Regions from separate parts of the Homo sapiens genome. Here region 1 is linked to region 2. Evidence: chromatin contacts called from ENCODE Hi-C or POLR2A ChIA-PET data. All regions are on one chromosome and are shown on one strand. Each heading gives the region's core, a stretch centred on a gene start or an enhancer-like site at or near the end of the contact. The rest is flanking DNA. Distances are from core to core; before and after follow the strand shown.

Region 1 (3,597 bases), core at 1,032-3,531, 7.5 Mb before region 2:
TCTGAAGTAAGGTGGTGAATAAGGTAAGAGAAGAAGCTGGCTCAAAAACCTGGCGTGTCCATTCAGTAATGACATTAATTTTGGGATTTTTGCACATTTTGCATGTGATTGACAAAGCAGCTTTGAAGGCTTTTCCAAAGAAGAAGTTGCAAAAATAGTTGCATTTTGAGAATAGGAACACAACTTTCCAAAAGTTTGAAAAATACTCATTTTAGAAAGTATGCTAAATTCTTGTTGTTTTGTGGTTTACCTTTCTGTTTAAAGTAGTTAAATGCTCTATGTCATTCAACAAATATTTATCAAACAGCTATTATGTATTTAGTGCTGTGCTTTGAACACAGATATTGGTATAGCCCTTGTGAACCAGGAGTTCACAGTCTAGTTGAGACAGAAAATTAACAATTGAAATGCAATTCAACAAATACCATAAATAGACTGATTTATATTAATAGCTGGATGCCATGGGAACATGCAGTAGAAACAGTGATGAGCTGGTACATGTTGAACAACTGACTTCTAGGGGAGTGGGTTGGAGTGTAAGGGCCTGATTAGCGGTGTTTACTGATTTCCATGGTGTAAATGCTCCCACCATGGCCAACGTGACATCATCAAAAGAGGAGTTGGAAGATGTGCAGTAGTATAACATTACATTGAATTTCCACCATATAGATAAAATGCATGTAAATAACCTGAAGAGCATAGATAATAGTAAAATGTAAAATAATTAGGAAGTGACAAATTTTGAGTATTTTTACTTTTGCTTGTAATATAATTTTTGAGTGGCTGTATTTGAAAACTAGCTCACAAAATTACTGAACATTTAACAATCAGCTCTTGCAAGTGGGTGTGACTCAGTGCAAATGGACAAACCACCAGGTGAAAGCAATGTCAGGAATTACTGTAGGCTCACATAAGATGAAGATTGTAAGGAAACTGGAGGCAGGGATCTCCAGCAGTGAACCTCTAAGTTGTTGAACTGTTACAGCACTGCCAGGTTCCTATGCCGGCTGTGCAGAAACAGACCAGTATTCCGACAGCAGGCTTGCAGCAGAGAAAGTTTTAATAATCACAAGTTACAAGCCAGGAAACAGGAAGAGTTCTCAAGCTTCAATCCATTTCATCAAGGGGTTCTAGGCAAAGTTTTTTAAGGGGATTTGTGGAGGGTGAGGGGCTGGAAAATTTGGGGTTATCGATTCGTTGGGGTAAGGGAGATGAAATCATTAGGATGTGACAATTGCATTCCTCCATGAATCAGCTTTTTATTGGGCCTTCCAGACAAGTTGGCGTCCTTAGTTTTGTTGGTATGCGGGACCTAAAGAAGCAATGCAAACAGAAAGCTTATCTTCTCATAATGTCTTAGATTTTATCTTCAGAGCAGAAAAAGAATGAAGAGTCTTGTGACAAGGGCCACATTCTCCTGGGGTAGTAAGTAGCAACCAGCTACAAGAAAGTCGGCCACACTGCAAGCTGGCTTAATAACAGCAGCTGTAAGCCTAGTTGGATTTTTTTCCCCTCCTTAATCAATTTTACAAAATGTTCTTGGGGATAGTTTCAGAATGGTCAAACTAATTCATTAATTCAATATCAACTTTTTTTTTAGGCCCTACTTTATTCTGGGCACTGTTTTAGGTGCCCGGGGGAAGGGGGCACCGCAGCAAAAACCGAGGTCCTGCCGTTAGGTTAGAGAGTTTACATTCATGGGTATGGGTGTGTGTGTGTGTGTGTATAAACAAACGTCTGGCATGTCACGTGGTGAGTAGTAAGTGCTATGGCTAAACAGTAGTGTCAAGGGGAAAATGAGTGGGGCACTGCTATTTCCTATGGGGTTGTGAGGCAGTAATAAGTGTGGAAATGTATCAAAGTAAAGATCGAAGGTTCTGGCATCTGACAGTTTGAATAAGGCGGAAGCACAGACCCTGCACAGATCTCAACCATCCAACAGGACTGAAACACAGAACTTGGAAAAACCCACGTACCTGCTTCTTACTCTGCTCGCCCGGTCTGCACAAGTGCAAAATCCTTTCCTGAAGTTTGTGTCAGGAACACCAGGGTTTAACTAGACGAATCAGCCGCAGCGGGGCGGGGCTAATTTCAGTCCTTCCTTTGCCAAAAGTCAGCGAAAAGCGCGGACTCCCTCGCGCATGCTCAAATACGCCAACTTCCTCCTGGAGCGCCATCTGAGAAGGTCTGCGCATGTGCACGAACGAGAAGTGTTTTTTTTGTTTTGTTTTGTTTTGTTTTGTTTTTTGTCCCAAGGCGCTGCCGTACCGTCCAGGCGGCGAGTTGCATTCTGGTTCCGTCGTGTGTCTGGCGTGTGGAGCTAGTGCTCCCGCTTATTCGCCACTGTCGCCACCGCTGTCATGAACCGCGAGAGCTTCGCGGCGGGAGAGCGGCTGGTGTCGCCGGCTTACGTGCGGCAGGGCTGTGAGGCCCGCCGCTCGCATGAGCACCTCATACGGCTGCTTCTGGAGAAGGTACCGAGCTGTCGGTCCCCTCCCCAGCCGCCGCGACCCCGGGGCTCTGGCTCCGCCGGGCGTCCCCGCTGGTGCTGCCTCACCGGCAGCTCTTCGCTGCTTGAGACTAGTCCCAAGTCTGTCTCAGCTTGGCTTGCCCTAGCTGACCGACTGCGGTCTGTGCCTTCTCAGCCTTGCCAAAGCCAGTGAAAGCCAAATGGTGTTGTTAGGAGGGGGTGTTGGGGTCGGGGTTTTGAGTCCCGCTGTTTCTAACTTCGGGATGCGGAAGTGAGGGAAAGTCCCAGTGTACTTTTTTATTCGCGGAAAGGGCAAAGTTCGCACCTCCATCTTTCACCAACCCTCAACGACTCAGAACACATAATGGTGTTTGTAGACTGTATGCTAACTCGAACCACGAGCTTTCCGCGGAACTTCACAGGTCTCCCTCCTGCCAGCGTTCATGTATTTTAATTTCATTAAAAGTTTTGTTGTGTTTTGTTTTTTTGAAACAGAGTCTCGCTCTTTCGCCCAGGCTGGAATGCAGTGTGACGATCTCGGCTCACTGCAGCCTCCGCCTCCCGGGTTCACGCCATTCGCCTGCCTCAGCCTCCCGAGTAGCTGGGACTACAGGCGCCCGCCACCACACCCGGTTAATGTTTGTATTTTTAGTAGAGATGGGGTTTCACCATGTTGGCCAGGCTGATCTCAAACTCCTGACTTCAAGTGATCGGCCATTCTTGGCCTTCCAAAGTGCTCGGATTACAGGCGTGAGTGAGCTACAGCGCGTGGCCAAAATTTCACTGAAGTTTGACAACTACCGCCCTTCTCCACGTCCCACCGCCCCAGTCGTAACGCCCTGGTTTGAAGCATCTTCACTGGGGATGTGTTGTATTGGTTTTCAGTTAGTTTCACTTACGGAAATTTAAATATCTCAGTAAACCTCATTGTATGCATTTATCATCACTTCTCGAAATCTGTAAATAATTGTAATCAAATGTACAAACGTTTTGCCTCTTTGCGGTCTCTATACAGTGGTGAATTTATGCTTGAATTTTAGAAAACAAGCAGCGTGGCAAAATACACGTTAAAAAGAAAAACTGTATTCCTGTAGTATTCTAGAGAACGGTAGTTTTATTAAATATAA
Region 2 (3,550 bases), core at 155-2,654:
ATCTCAAATCATTTATTTCTAAATCTTTGTACATCCGTGTGGTAAAAGCATTTTGTCCATGCAGTCTGAATAATCGCTTGCAAATTATATTCATTTACCACTGTGCTATTAGATACAATACAAAAGTCACAAAGTTGGGATTTTTATTTATTTATATTTTATTTTACTTTTTTGAGACGGAGTCGAGCTCTTGTCACCCACGCTGGAGTGCAATGGCGCGGTCTCCGCTCACTGCAACCTCCGCATCCCAGGTTCAAGCGATTCTCCTGCCTCAGCCTCTCGAGTACCTGGGATTACAGGCGCACGCCACCACGCCTGGCTAATTTTTGTATTTTTAGTAGAGTCAGGGTTTCACCATGTTGGTCAGGCTGGTCTCGAACTCCTGACCTCATGATCCGCCAGCCTCGGCCTCCCAAAGTGCTGGGATTACAGGCGTGAGCCACCGCGCCCGGCAAAACTGGGATTTAAAATGTGGAAAAGTTAACTCCAATTTGAACGTACATTACTTTATTACTACACAGGAATAGCTCATCTTCCACTTTAAAGACTACTGGAAATCACCAGAGCACTTATTTTCACCTCTCTATCTTCCCTCAATATACAGTTCACCTTTCTTGCTACAAGGTAAACTCCTTGGGCAAAACTGAGAGATTGGGTCACCTGTGCCTCCCTCCCTCCCTAACCTCCAGCATTCCTCCTTCCTCAGCTCTTAGTACCAAGCTGCGCCTGGTAACTTAAGTCAATTTCCGCTCTTAAGAGTCCCTTTAGGATCGTTTAAAGGTGAAGCCCAGCGGAAAGGATACAGGATACAGCAGTGAAACTCTCAGCTCCGAAAAGGCTTGAGCCTCTTACTAAACATGCAGGGATGCAAGAAACGGTGCTCGGGGATGAGACTAAGGACCGGCTGGGAATCTGGAAGGGTTCCAAGTTTGGGGTTTAGGCAAACTTCGGGTTCACGTTTCCACAAACGTCGAGTTTACGCGCCCCCGCCAGCAGACCTGAATTGAATACGGGCCACGGGGAAGCCTAAAGCAAGTGACTTACTTTAAGCCTCAGTTTCCCCATTTGTGAATTAGTTGCTCGGATCCCTGGAGGAGATACGCGTACGCGCAGTTCACGTTTCAGAAAAAAGGGAAGGCTAGGGACAAAGACGCCCATGTCTTATATTACCTCGAAAGATGACTCCAACTCGTCCACCAAAGTACTGCTGGAAGGTCTAGGAGCGCCTGGAGCTGCCTGAAGAAGCGAAGCTTGGCCCGGAAGGCCCGGCGGGGCCTGAGGGGGACCGGGTGGCTGCCCAGAAAACATACCCCCTAGTGGAGCCGCCATGTTTGGAATGGCGCAAGAGAGATCCACTGCGCCTGCGCGGAAGCCGGCTCAGAAGCTCACGTGGCTGGTGTAGTAGGCGTGGTCACGTGACAGGACCGAGCGATGGGAGGATTCTGGTGCACCCCGGAAGGAGGATTTTTAATTCTTCTGTTTTCTTGTCTATCGCAAAACAGAGTTTACATGTATTTTCCTTTTTTCTTAGCTTAAGAATTGAAGACTTTGGCCGGATTAGACCTGGTTGTGTGGAGAGGAGAATTAATAACTACAGTGGAGCGAGCCCTCCTGCGAGAGTCAGGATACTACTATGCTAGTCCCGACTCTGCCCCAAATGCCTGGAGAGACTTTGGCTAAGTCACTTTTTCTTTCCGCGGGCTGTTTACCGTTGGTAAAAGGAGAGGGTCACCCACTCACTCCACAAACATTTGTTGAGTCATTGGTTATAGCGGGAACAAGACAGGCAAAGTTCTTCCTGAATTCTGGTCGGAGATGGATAACGGAAACAACTTTGTTGAGGTTCCCAATGTGCCCGGCACTGATGTCTTTAAATATTTATGGTTACATCAAAGAGAAAGTCACTATGCTAATCTTTTTTTTTCTTTCTTTTCTTTTTTCTCAGGGTCTCGTTCTGTCGCCCTGGCCGGAGTGCAGTGTCATGATCAGGGCTCGACCTCCCGGGCTCAAACAATCCCCCTACTTCAGCCACCCAAGTAGCTAGGACCACAGGTGCGTGCAGTCGCGACGGGCTTTTTTTTTTTTTTTTTTTTTTTTTTTTAGTTGAGTCAGGTGTTTTACTGAGCTCAAGTGATTCTACCGCCGCGGCCTCCCAAAGTGTTGGGAATACAGTAATGAGCCAAGGCGCCAGGCTGCTAATTTTTTTTTTTTGAGACAGAGTCTCGCTTTGTCGCCCAGGCTGGAGTGCAGTGGCGCGATCTTGGCTCACTGCAAGCTCCGCCTCCCGGGTTCACGCCATTCTCCTGCCTCAGCATCCCGAGTAGCTGGGACTACAGGCGCCCGCCACCACGCCCAGCTAATTTTTTGTATATTTGGTAGAGATGGGGTTTCACCGTGTTAGCCAGGATGGTCTCGATCTCCTAACCTCGTGATCCGCCCGACTCGGCCTCCCAAAGTGCTGAGATTACAGGCGTGAGCCACCGCGCCCGGCACTAGGCTGCTAATCTTGTAGTAACCTGCTTTTAACATTTGCTTATCTCTCTCTTTTTTTTTGGTGACGGAGTCTCGCTCTGTCGCCCAGGCTGGAATGCAGTGGCGCGATCTCGGCTCACTGAAACCTCCGCCTCCTGGGTTCAAGCAATTCTCCTGCCTCAGCCTTCCGAGTAGCTGGGACTACAGGCGCCCGCCGCTCGGCTAGTTTTTCTGTATTTTAGTAGCGCCGGGGTTTCACCTTGTTGCCCAGGCTGGTCTCGAACTCCTGAGCTCAGACAATCCGCCCGCCTCGGTCTTCCAAAGTGCTAGGATTACAGGCGTGAGCCACCGTGCCCAACCTTCTTATTTATCTCTTTAAAACCAAATAACTTTTTTTCATTATATCTGATTTTACAGTTATTACCCAGCACACTTACTGAGCGCTCCACTTCCCAGGCACTATTTAATGATCTGGAGGTTATAGCAATCATCCCAAATCTCTGGAAGGAGACAGACAAGCACATAAATACATAGCAATATTGTGCAGAGAGAAGAGCTGGGAAGGAAAATGAAACCCAGTAAGGGGATGGCTAGTGAGAGGGGTGTTCTTTGAGATAGGTGATTGGAGGAGGCCTCTCCAAGGAGATCTGGACTGTAGTGACTGGCATGAAAATTTAACTAGGAGTGCTTTCTACACCGAAGGATCCCTGAAGAAGCAGCCTGCCTGGGATGTTTAAGGAACCACAGGAAGCTCATTGCCAGAGGAGTGAGCCAGGGCAGAAATGTTCAGAGAAAAAGCAGGAGCTTCCCTTTGCCAACCAGGCTCGGATCAAGTCATCTTCCCAGCCTCAGTTTCACTTAGATCCCCACTCCTAAGTACTTTCCCCTGTTTAATTTTCTTCACAACATTTATGTAATCTGAAATTATCTTGTTCATTTTTTCATAACTGAATCACCTGCCCTCCTCCTCCTTCTCTCTCTGTCATACACATGCCAACTAGAAAATAAGTTCCGTGCATCAGAGCCTGCCCATCTTATTCACCTGTATCCCCAGAATCTAGAATGGTGCCTGGCATAA

Evidence for each region. A loop is a pair of places that touch in the nucleus more often than their neighbours do. ChIA-PET counts read pairs that join two places held with the same protein, here RNA polymerase II (POLR2A). Pooled maps may share reads with other maps.
Region 1: a pooled map shows a loop between it and region 2 (7-fold over the local background). The contact joins the promoter of SEPSECS here to the promoter of MED28-DT in region 2. A Hi-C loop is called at or near these places in 2 of 50 pooled maps. POLR2A ChIA-PET finds 5 or more read pairs at or near these places in 2 of 52 experiments (HepG2 and T-cell).

What each region holds. Positions count from the first base shown.
Region 1 is chr4:25,159,133-25,162,729 of GRCh38, reverse strand. It overlaps SEPSECS (Sep (O-phosphoserine) tRNA:Sec (selenocysteine) tRNA synthase), which reads left to right and starts at 2,281. Exons shown (of 11, transcript NM_016955.4): 1 at 2,281-2,474. The coding sequence starts at 2,361. It overlaps SEPSECS-DT (SEPSECS divergent transcript), which reads right to left and starts at 2,058. Exons shown (of 2, transcript NR_037934.1): 1 at 1,977-2,058. RefSeq lists an enhancer at 2,018-2,317 and a silencer at 2,428-2,597.
Region 2 is chr4:17,612,434-17,615,983 of GRCh38, reverse strand. MED28-DT (MED28 divergent transcript) reads left to right here and starts at 1,404. Exons shown (of 3, transcript NR_186331.1): 1 at 1,404-1,842; 2 at 1,946-2,052. MED28 (mediator complex subunit 28) reads right to left here and starts at 1,343. Exons shown (of 4, transcript NM_025205.5): 1 at 1,171-1,343. The coding sequence starts at 1,329. RefSeq lists enhancers at 1,194-1,303, 1,404-1,693, 799-1,998.